Linked DNA regions of Mus musculus: region 1 is linked to region 2. Evidence: chromatin contacts called from ENCODE Hi-C or POLR2A ChIA-PET data. All regions are on one chromosome and are shown on one strand. Each heading gives the region's core, a stretch centred on a gene start or an enhancer-like site at or near the end of the contact. The rest is flanking DNA. Distances are from core to core; before and after follow the strand shown.

Region 1 (5,346 bases), core at 812-3,311, 45 kb before region 2:
CTCTGATTGTCCTAGAACTCACTCTATAGACCTGGCTGGCCTCAAATTTAGAGAGCCACCTGTCTCTGTGTTCCATGTGCTAGGATCAAAGGTGTGAGCCACCACGGCCTGGCTAAAAACAAATTAAGTTTTTAAAAAGGAAAATAAATGTAGGCCGGGTGTGGTGGCACACGCCTTTAATTCCAGCACTTGGGAGGCAGAGGCAGGCAGATTTCTGAGTTTGAGGCCAGCCTGGTCTACAGAGTGAGTTCCAGGACAGCCAGGGTTACACAGAGAAACCCTGTCTCAAAAAACCAAATAAATAAATAAATGTAGAGCTTTTTATTGAGACCCAAGGGGAATCTTCACAATTACCTATGGAAGTACTTCTCTTCAGGGAGATCTTCATGTGAGTGGATATTGTGTATCCATGCCTCATCAATAAAGAAAAATGTTCTTCCCCTTGGAGGGGTTTAAGCCATGAATAAGAATTTGAATTCTCAGCCGGGTGTGGTGGCGCACGCCTTTAATCCCAGCACTTGGGAAGCAGAGGCTGGCGAATTTCTGAGTTCAAGGCTAGCCTGGTCTACAGAGTGAGTTCCAGGACAGCCAGGGCTACACAGAGAAACCCTGTCTTGAAAAACAAAAAACAACAAAAAAAAAGATTTTGAATTCATTTCTCTCCCTGTACCTTCTGTCTCTGTTGTCTAATATGTCATTTATCTGTGTACTGTGTGTATGATTAATAAGGGATATATATATATCAGAAAACATGGCATGTGAAAGGAATAAGGACTTTCTTCTAGAAATATTTTTAAATAAATTTAAACAGATTGAATACACAGTAGGGAAACAAGACAGGTACATAATTTTAAATGTCTCAAATCTTTAATTTGGTTTCAAGGTCTTCAGTTTCTGAAGGCAAATATTTTGGGGGGAAAAAAACCCAAACTATTCCCACAACACTGAACACTCTCATGAAGTCAGTACCAATATACACCTTGCAAACATAAAGCTAAAATGAAACTAATCTCATCGCGCTGCTAAAATTGGTGGGTCAGGGTCCGAACCAACATCTATCTGGATAACCAAAAGTTTCCGTTCTTCCCATCACTCTGAAATATTTAGGAATGACTAAGCAAAGCACGTGACCTGAACACTTTTTTTTTAAAGTTTATATGTATGTGTGTGCAGGTGCTTACAGAGACCAAGAAGGCCTTGGATCCCTGGAGCTGGAGCCTTCTTACACGGGTGCTGGAAATCAAATCCAGGTCCTGTGCAAGAGCAGGAAGCACTCTTCTTAATCTTTGAGCCACAGCTTTAGACATAAACATTTTAAGGCCTTGACATAAACATTTTAAATTATACAAATTTCACAATACTTGGGTTGGTATTATCATCTCAATCGAAAAAAAAAAAAGCCAAAAAAAAAAAAAACAAAAAACAAAAAACCAAGGCTCAAGTAAGTTGGATACTTTCAAGATCTTGTAGCCTTAGGATACAGGAATAGCCTTTTGTCCTCAAGCATTCCTCAGCGTGGCAGGCATGTTTGGATTTCCAGCTCTTTAAACGCTGTGCATTTGTCAACTAGTATGCAATAGGTAAGCGAGAGCGAGCGCTCCACGTGCCAGGGTCTTAATGAATTTGCACAAGGACAGGACTGGGTGGGTCACTGCGCAAGCCAAAAGACAGAAACGTGCGCAAACACCATCGCGCTCCCGGGACAGCTCCCCGAGGCAGAGCTGTACGCACGCGCAGAGGCTGGCACGCGTTAGAGCATCCTTACCCCCATGGGCGAAAATAACCAAAAACTGCGAACAGCACCCGTTAACAGGTCTTCCTGCCTCTAGAGGGCCCTAGCATCGTGGCGCAGCACCCTGACCTGGCAGCGCGTCCTTTCTCACCCACAAACACTTGAGATATTAAAACAGCTCAAAGGCGCTTAGGTTTCCAAGTGCGGGAGACAGGAGGGTGAACGTAAGTACCAGGATCTAGAAACTGGCCTGCCCCGGGGACAGCGACTTCCTCTCCAGCCCCGGAAGTACCTCAAGAATGGGCGGGCTCTAGCTCGAAGCGGAAGCAAGGGGCGGTCCCGCCTAGGGGGCGGGGATTCAGCGGGGGACTCAGTCCCCGAGCCTTGTCACTCTTGGCTTCCGCCCGGGTGAGGTGTCTATGGAGGGGCTCCTGGCCCAGCTGTGTGGCACGGACGCGGCGCGGCCGCTCCCGCTGTGGGAAGGGGACACGACGGGCCACTGCTTCACCCAGCTGGTGCTCAGCGCCCTTCCCCACGCGCTCCTCGCCGTCCTCAGTGCCTGCCACTTGGGCACCCCAAGGTGAGACTGCAACGAGGCACCAACTCACATCGCTCCCAGATGTCCCTGGGATTGCGAGGTCTCTGTAGGGCAGAAGCAGAATAAAAGCTGACTGTTCGCACTCAGTTGAGCAAGCCACCTACCTTCTCGGAGTCTCCGCAGTTTTGAGCGGGTTCAATGACACAAGGCGTTTAAACACCGAGTGCGGCGCCTGTCATATCCTTAAAGTTGCCAATGCATCTCTCTTGCAGAGTTTTAAATGTCCTAGTGGAGCTGCCATGAATTGGAGGCAAACTTAGATAAACGTTTTAGCAAAAAAAAAAAAAAAAAAAAAAAAAAAGGATGCTTGTATAGGGCCAGTGGCACGCCACTTCCATCCAGCAAGCCCTGCTATCCCTAGGCTAAAAGCCCATGTAGACTCTGCTGGAGAGAAGCTGTAGGAAGAAGAGTAACGAAATCAAAATCTTAGAACTAACTTGGCTTTGTGTTGTGAGGTGTTGGTGCTACACTCGCCTTGATTTTATATTTAGTTCTTGGATGGCCAAGTTAAGTCCTTCTGTCCCTTTTGCAGAATGAAGCAAAAGCCTAGAAGAGGTTAGTACAGACACCCACAGCAAGCCTGCTCAGGTCAGGCATGTGAAGCCTTTAATCCCAACTCTTGGGAGACAGAGGCAGGTGGATGGATGCCTGTGAGTCCAAGGCCAGCCTGGTCTACAAAGTGAGTTCCAGGCCAGGCAGGGCTAATAAGAGAGCGCCTGTCAAAAAAAAAAAAAAAAAAAAAAAGGGGTGGTCTAGTCTAAGCTTTTCTAGAGGCAGAGGGATCTCAGCTTGGGCCACATGAGAGGGAACAAAAGGAACTAAAGTGTCTAGTTTATAGATAAACATTTTTTAGGACTGCAAAGAGCTTAACAGACTCAGTTGAGTTGTTTTGTGTTGTTGAAATAGGGTGTCATTCTGTATGCCCGGCCTAGAACTCAAGGAGATCTGCCTGCTCCTGCCTTCTAAGTACTGGGATTAAAGAAATATGGCTCCAGCCTCACCCTCTGCTTTTTTGATCAGTTGGTTGATTGATTTTGCCCAACTGTATGACTGTGCACCACTTGGGTGCAATGCCTGAGGAGGCCAGAGGGGAGGGCATCAGATCCCCTGGAATTGGAGTTTCAGACAGCCATGAGCTGCCATGTGAGTGCTGGGAACTGAACCCTTGGTCCTCTGTAAGAGCAGCCAGTGCTCTTAACTGCCCGGCTGTCTCTCTAGCCCCAATTTCATTCTTTTTAAAAATACTGGAAGAGTTTTATGCATAAGAGTGTTCGACAGCAATTATTCATATGTGCTACATGCATGTCGGGTAAAAGATGGCATTGGGTGCCCTGGAACTAGTGTTACAGAGGACAGTGAGCTATCATATGGGTGCTCGGAACTGACCTCAGATCCTCTGCAAGAACATCTCTACCAACCCAGTTTTCTTTTATGTGAACTTGGAAATGCATTCTGATAGTCACTGCTATAACTTTTTTCTCTTTGATTTTTTTTTTTTTTGTAAGACAAAGCTTTGCTATGTAGCCTTGGAAATCTTTTGCATCTCCACCCTACCTGGTCCTGGGATGACAAGTCTGTACCGTCACGACTGACCCTGTGTTTGATTCTCTTTGAGGGGAGAAGGGTGTTGAGATGAGGTATTAAATAGCCCAAATTTGGCTTGAGTTTATGGCCCTCCTGACCCAGCTCCCAACTGCTGATGTTACAGGTGTACTCCACCACACCCAGCCTATATTTGAGATATTTGAGGGTTCCCCCCTCCCCGCCCAGGATCTTACTATATAGCACTGGCTGGCCTAGACCTTGCTAAGTAGACCAGGCTGACCTTGAACTCACAGAGTTCAAACTGACCACTTGCTTCTGCCTCACTAGTGCTGTGATTAAAGGCTGTTTCCATTGTTCAAGTGTATTGTGTGTGTGTGTCCACAAATGCCTGTGGAGTTCAGAAGAGGATAGAGGAGCCTCTGGAGCTGGAGTTGTAGGCAGTTGTGAGCTTTCTGACATGGCTGCTAGGAACTGAACTCAGCTGTCCTTGAGCAGCGAGTGCTCTTAACTACTGAGCCATCTCTCCAGCCCCTGTGTTTGTTTTTTTTTCCCAGACAGGATTTCTCTGTGTAGCCAGACTATTCCTGGAACTCACTCTGTAGACCAGGCTGGAATCAAACTCAAAGATCCACCTGCCTCTGCCTCCCAAGTGCTGGGATTAAAGACGCGCGCCAACACAGCCCGGCTTGGTTTCTTGTTTTTGATTCTTAATGTAAACCTTTTGTTGTGGCAGTTGTTGTTTATGAAAAACAGTTGTGATGTTAAGAGGAAATAGGCAGAACTGAAAGAAGTTCCTCTTGAGCTGAGAGGTCACACAGTGATGTACACCACTTCTTACAATTAGGGAAAAGACAGGAGTAGAATATTCTGAGACTTTTTTAAATGTAGGTTCTCCTGTTACAGGACAAGAGCTGCAGGTAAGTAAATGTTTCCCTAGGAGGTTTCAGGTGACTTTCAGGCACTCTCTTGTGGACCCTTTTTATAAAAAGTGTGTATCTTTGTGTAAAATTCGTGGGTTTTTCTCATTGGAATCTTCACAGTACATACAACCTTAACTCAGGCTTGTTTGTACCTGTGGCAAAAGAATGAATCAGAAAACCTGTGGGCAAATTAGAAAATGGATTGGGCAATCTAGGAAGGCTTCCTGTAAGGAGAGGCTTTGTAAGGAGGGCAGGAGTGCCATGTGCAGACCAGAAAGGGAATTTACCTCCTCCCGCTGGTTGAAGGTGATGGGTGTGTCTGAGCCATGAGTCACCATGATCTGCGGTCTTCTTTTCTTCTCTTTCTTTCCCAGGACTACCAATCACTCCCCAGCTCTCAATCCTGGCTGGCGCCTCCGACTCGCAGCATCCTTCCTCCTTTCCATCTTCCCACTGCTAGACCTCCTTCCAGTTGTTTTGCCTCCAGGGTCACGCCCAGGGCCCTTATGGCTAGAGGTGCTAGCAGGGTGTGTGACAGCTGTGGCCTGGTT
Region 2 (5,343 bases), core at 2,287-4,786:
GTCTATGGAAGCCAGACTGTCCTTGAAATCACCGCGATCTTTCTGCTTCCATCTCTTGGATGTTGACATTACTGAAGACATGTTTAGTCTTCGCTAAGAAAGTCACTTGAAGTGCGCCATACCCAGGTGTGGGCTTGGGCTCCTGGAGGAGCTGTGGCCTCTCTTCATTTCTCCTGCTTTGCTTTTGGCTTTCTTTTGCTGCTGCAATACCTTCATACACAGCTAAAATTATATTTCTTAACCTTCCGACAAACTCAATATCCTAAGGTTGGAAAAAGACAATGTATGTAGCAAAACTTTATGCACCATAGATTTCATTAGAAGGAAGTTAGGAAGGAGCTATGGACAACTGAAACTTTAGGAAATTAACTGATCATTATCTTTTGAAATGATCTTTTTTGTTGGGTTTCAGGTTTTGAGACAGGGGCTCATGGAACTTAGGCTTGTCTTTAACTCTGCGCAGCCTAGAATGCTCTTGATCATCTTGTGCTGTCTCTACTTCCATCCTTCCAGGCCCCTTCTCCCCACCCACGTGGTACAGCTCTAGGGATGCAAGAACACACCTGGCTCTGAAACAATCTTCAATGCCTCTCTGTAGCAGGGAACTGAGCTAATTCAGGTGTTCTCTGTGTCCAACCAACGTCACAAAGAGGGGGTACAGCAGCCTCCTGGATTCAAATTCTGAGCTTGTGATATTATTTATTTACTTATTTTCAAATAAGTTTTCTCTGTACAACAGCCCTTCCTGTCCTGGAACATCGTTTGTAGACCAGGTTGGTCTTGAATGTACACAGATCCACCTGCTTCTGCCTCTAGAGTACTGGGATAAAAGTCGTGCACCACTATCATCTGGCTAAAGGTTTTGTTTATAAACTTTTTTTTTAAGTCAATTTATCTTCATTTTGAGCCTGTGTTATCCTCTCTCAGCAAACGGCACATTTTAAAAGTGCTGAGTGAGCAGTTTAAAGGGAACCGAATGGAGCTGTGTAATGGTCAGGAGCCAGTTTGTCCTGTTTTAGGTGGGAAGGATTGAAACAGGTTCTTAATTATACCAAGTTATAATTGTTATGAAAGCTACCCCCGAGCTACACCTCCAGCCCCTTATTTCGAGTTTCATAAAAAAAAACAAAACAAAACAAAAAAAACTATGTGATCAATTTTATCAGTGTAATCTTGTTTTCGAAACTATATGTGATAGAAGAGCACAGGGGGTGATGGGAAATATAGTGTGGGATTCCAGCAAGGCACTGTGTTGCTTACCGCCAATTGGGGCACTGGGGAGTCAGAGGTCCGTGTACTTCTGAGTTTGAAGCCAGTCTGGTGTTCATAGTGAGTTCCTGGACAGTTGGAGCTATGTAGAGAGACCCTGTTTTGTTTTTGTTGATTTTTTTAAAATAATAAAACAATGCAAACAAAAAAAGAAAAGGATGTGGGACTCTGTCCTCTAGAGACCTGGGATCCTCTGGGAGGTTTTATTTGTGTGTGCTGACTGGGGAGGGTAGTAGAAACCAGCTCACCCAGGGACTGACCCAGCTCCCATCTTGGGCCAGGGAAATGGGACACCTCTGTGCTATGAAATGTTGATGAGCTATAGAGGGGACCTCGCAGGAGTAGCAGATGGAATTCCTGGACGATTGTTCCGGCTGTCACCAGAGAAGACTGGCAGGAAGGAGAGCTGGATAATTTATGGAGGGACAGATGCTGAGGCTTCTCCGGAACCATCTGGTCAAGCGGGGCCTGGGCTTGGGGTAGATTGATGTCTTTAGGTCAGAGCAAACTGGTTGGCCACGAGTCCTCCCTGTTTCCTTTACCTGGCTTCTTCTAGTCCTGGAGTCTTTTCAAAAGGGCCGTGCTCCCTGAGGACACAGAGGCAGACTTCCAGCTGACTCCCCTCTCAGGTTCTCCTTTGTTGCAGGGTTTGGCCTTGCCACCATCCCCGCCAGGGCCCAGAGGTGTCTTGGGGCGGGGGGTGGGGCATGACTCTTCTTTCCCACTGCTAGATTCCAGAATCTTCCAGCCACTCACTTCCAGATCATTTATTGAATAACAAATCTTTACTGAGTACCTACTTTGGTGCAAACAATTTAGACACTAAGGGCACTGTGCTGAATGAGGAAAAAAATTAGGAGTTTTCATGATAGTAGGACAGATGGTCAGTAAACAAAGAAAGATTTAATATGATGTCAGATAATAATGGTCTCCATGTGAGTAAACGTTAAATGAAGCAGTTGGGTGTGTGTGTGTGTGTGTGTGTGTGTGTGTGTGACTGGGATCCTGAATGACCACAGACGTGATCATTTGAACAAGGACACACCTGTTGGTGACTCCCTAGAAGGAGAACATTCCAGCCACAGGAAACAGAAAGCCGGAAGCCTCAACATGCTTAGCAGGCCCCAGGAAAACCTGCTGCCTAACCACTGTTGTGGGCTGTGCACCTGCTATGGGACATCCACACGTGCTCTTTGACTTGAAGAGACGTTAGGGCAAAGGGACGCAGCAAGTAAAACAACAACTCTGGAACCGGAGAGGTGCTCAGCCGTGAAGAGCATCTGCTGCCCTTGCAGAGGACCCAAGGTCAGCTCCCAGCACCTACATGGTGGTTCACAACTGCCTATAACTCCATTTCCCGGTGATGCCATACCCTTTTCTGACCTCTACAGGCTCCTGCATGCACATACAGAGACGTGGGCACATACACATAAAGTAAACTCATAAATAATTATGGTACAGGATATCTGTTATAAAGTTCGGTGTAACTAGTTAGAGCCGTCTAGTAAAAGGAGCTTCAAAGAGAAGGCTTTTTGGAAGCGTTGACAGTTTAAGAATGGCAACTGAAAACTGGGCCTACCGTCTAATACCCGTAATACCAGGTGCGTCTCGATGCTTGCCTGGGCTACATAATGAATTTGAAGTCAGCCTGGGCTGACTCTCCCCTCCCTCCAAAAACAGTATAAAATTGACCTCCTGAGTGGAGGAACTGGATTGCAGATCTCAAGGCTTGATTTTCTGATAACACAAGACAATTTAAGAACCTGAAGACTTTTGGGAGAGGTGGGAAGCACGGTTGAAAAGGGTGGTAGAGACTGGGTCGTGCGTTATCTTCCGTTGAGATGAAAAGCTGGCATTTTCCTTTGCCTTGTGTGGCACCCTGAAGTCAGAAGCCAGAGGCTCTCTGTGAGTTCAAGGTACAAAGTGAGTTCACATTCCAAGGCCAGCCAATGAGGCCTGATGGGTGGGAGTGGCAATGAGAGTCGGGGTACGTGGAGGGGTGTGTTGGTATTTTTCTTTGTATACGAAGCATCTTGTATTTTTTAAGCGTTGTTCTCTATTTTTTCCCACAGTACCAGCCTTTTCCCCTTTCTCACTGTTGAGTCCTACTTCCAACACCGACTTCCTTCTTCCCTTACCAGGTCTGCAAAGGAGGAGATTCCCACTTTCCCAGCATCACCAGGAGTCCTAACGCTTTACCCCGAGGCCCCGCCCCCAGGCCCGCCCCTCCGATGACGCACGGCGCCCGGTGCGTGGGGATTCCCGCGGTCCAGGCCCCTACCCGGCCTGCCCCGCGGCAAGATGGCTGCCTGAAGGAGAGGCCCCGGCAGAAAGTTTGTTGTGGGATTTTTGAGTAGTCGCGCTGGGTGGCGAGAGTTGAGGGGGTTTGCGGAACTCTAGCATGGAGTAGAGATGGAGGGAGGGAACAGCTCCGAGGTGGAGAACTAGGATGCCAGGATGGAGGAGGGTTGGAGGCGGAAAGAAAAAAAAATGCCGATGGGGGCGGAGGGGAGGGAGCCTGGAATTTGGTGGCAGCCCTAGGGGAGGAGATGGGGCGGGGGTGGGGGGTAGCCAGAAATAGGTGTGGTTCGGCTTCTGGAGGAGCAATCGCTCACGGATTGAAAAAGTTACTTCTCTCAGAGTAAGGAAGCCTGGAGCGCGAGGCAGAGGCCTGACTCCCCCAGGCCGGTGGGAGGGGAGATGGCTCTCGTAGTCGGGAAGGGGTAGGAGTGAGATGTGGAGCGTGCAGGGCGGGTCTCCCAAGGAGGGGACCGAAGCCAGTCGTGTGACCCTCTTCCAGGCTTAGATTAGCCTTACCCATAGCCCCTATAGCAACGTCTGCCCCCATTTCAGCTTGAAGACCCAAGGGCCCCAGGGACTGGAAGAAATCACATTGCCTGCTTGGAAAGAAGAGGTAGCAACTTGCCCCAGCCCAACCCCAGAGCGGGTAAGATGGTTTGCAGAGGCAGGGTTTTGAGCGATAATCTCCCTGGGAGAGGATCCATGGATTTGGTGAATCAGTTAATCCGAGAAGTTTGCTTGCTCTTCTACAGAGGTTTTTGTTTTTTGTTTTTTTGTTTTTTGTTTTGACTGTGATCTTTAGTTGGTGTTTGGTAAGACTGCTGGCTACCTTGTGGGAGCTGGTGTAGAGTTGAGTGTTGCTTGCCTTCAGCTGTATAAACAACTCTGGGCAAGTAGACGGTCCACTAAAAATAGTCTTCCTTTCTTAATTGTTTTGTTTATTGTTTTTTGAGATAGGGTCTCACAGGGTAGCTCTTCCTGGCCTGGAACTCTCTATGCAGAGTGAGCTGAAAGTATTCTGGCGGATTCTTGTCACAAAGCAGCTCCCTGTTTGTGTTACCATGTCTTCTTCCATTTTCCCCCTCAAGTTGTCAAATGTGCCATTCTGCCTGGAAGTAGTAGACCTGCGGTGGGTGGCAGACGATGGGGAGTCACAATCAACTTTCTGATGGGGTTCACCGACGTTTAGGTCATTTCTATGAGCAGCTCCCGAATTCACTCCTGGTGCATGTCTGCTTTGGCATTTTTTTTTCCTTTTTGGTAAGAAGATGTTATTGGTGTTCCTTGGTTGTGGCCTGGGGGAGCTGTGTCCCAGGTGAGGGAAAGTCGGGCTAGGACTCAGATGAGCTTCCATGGGCAGGGGTCAGTGTGACCTGGGGAAAGTTGTGAACACTCTTTATCCCTGACAATCCCCCATAAACATGTCACTTTGCAGCTGTATTGGTGAGCTAGAGGCAGGAAAAATTACAGAACGTGCCCTTTTCTGGTTAGCATTCTCTTCATCTTTTCTATGTGCTTTAGCAGATCTCATTTAAAAAAGAAAAGGCAATCTCTGTACTCAGAGGGAGCCTGGTCTTCCATGTAGTGAACTTACTGCTGGAGAGAAAGGGGCCTGAAGGCTGAGAGTATTAATACAGTCTTCACTATGTTGCTGCCCCGGGGCAGATAGAGTTGTGAGCCTGCCTCTGACATTTGAGGTTTTTGTTGTTGTTAGTGGGGTTTTTTTGTTTTGATTTGTTTTGTTTGTTTGTTACTGTTTTTGAGTCAGGGTCT

What was found. A loop is a pair of places that touch in the nucleus more often than their neighbours do. ChIA-PET counts read pairs that join two places held with the same protein, here RNA polymerase II (POLR2A).
Region 1: a map of left cerebral cortex shows a loop between it and region 2 (6-fold over the local background). The contact joins the promoter of Abcc10 here to the promoter of Tjap1 in region 2. A Hi-C loop is called at or near these places in 1 of 37 maps with a recorded cell type or tissue (left cerebral cortex). POLR2A ChIA-PET finds 5 or more read pairs at or near these places in 3 of 5 experiments (Patski and embryonic stem cell).

The regions. Positions count from the first base shown.
Region 1 is chr17:46,324,738-46,330,083 of GRCm38, reverse strand. It overlaps Abcc10 (ATP-binding cassette, sub-family C (CFTR/MRP), member 10), which reads left to right and starts at 2,061. Exons shown (of 21, transcript NM_170680.2): 1 at 2,061-2,312; 2 at 5,170-5,346. The coding sequence starts at 2,152.
Region 2 is chr17:46,281,219-46,286,561 of GRCm38, reverse strand. Tjap1 (tight junction associated protein 1) reads left to right here and starts at 3,536. Exons shown (of 10, transcript NM_001252474.1): 1 at 3,536-3,602; 2 at 4,123-4,216.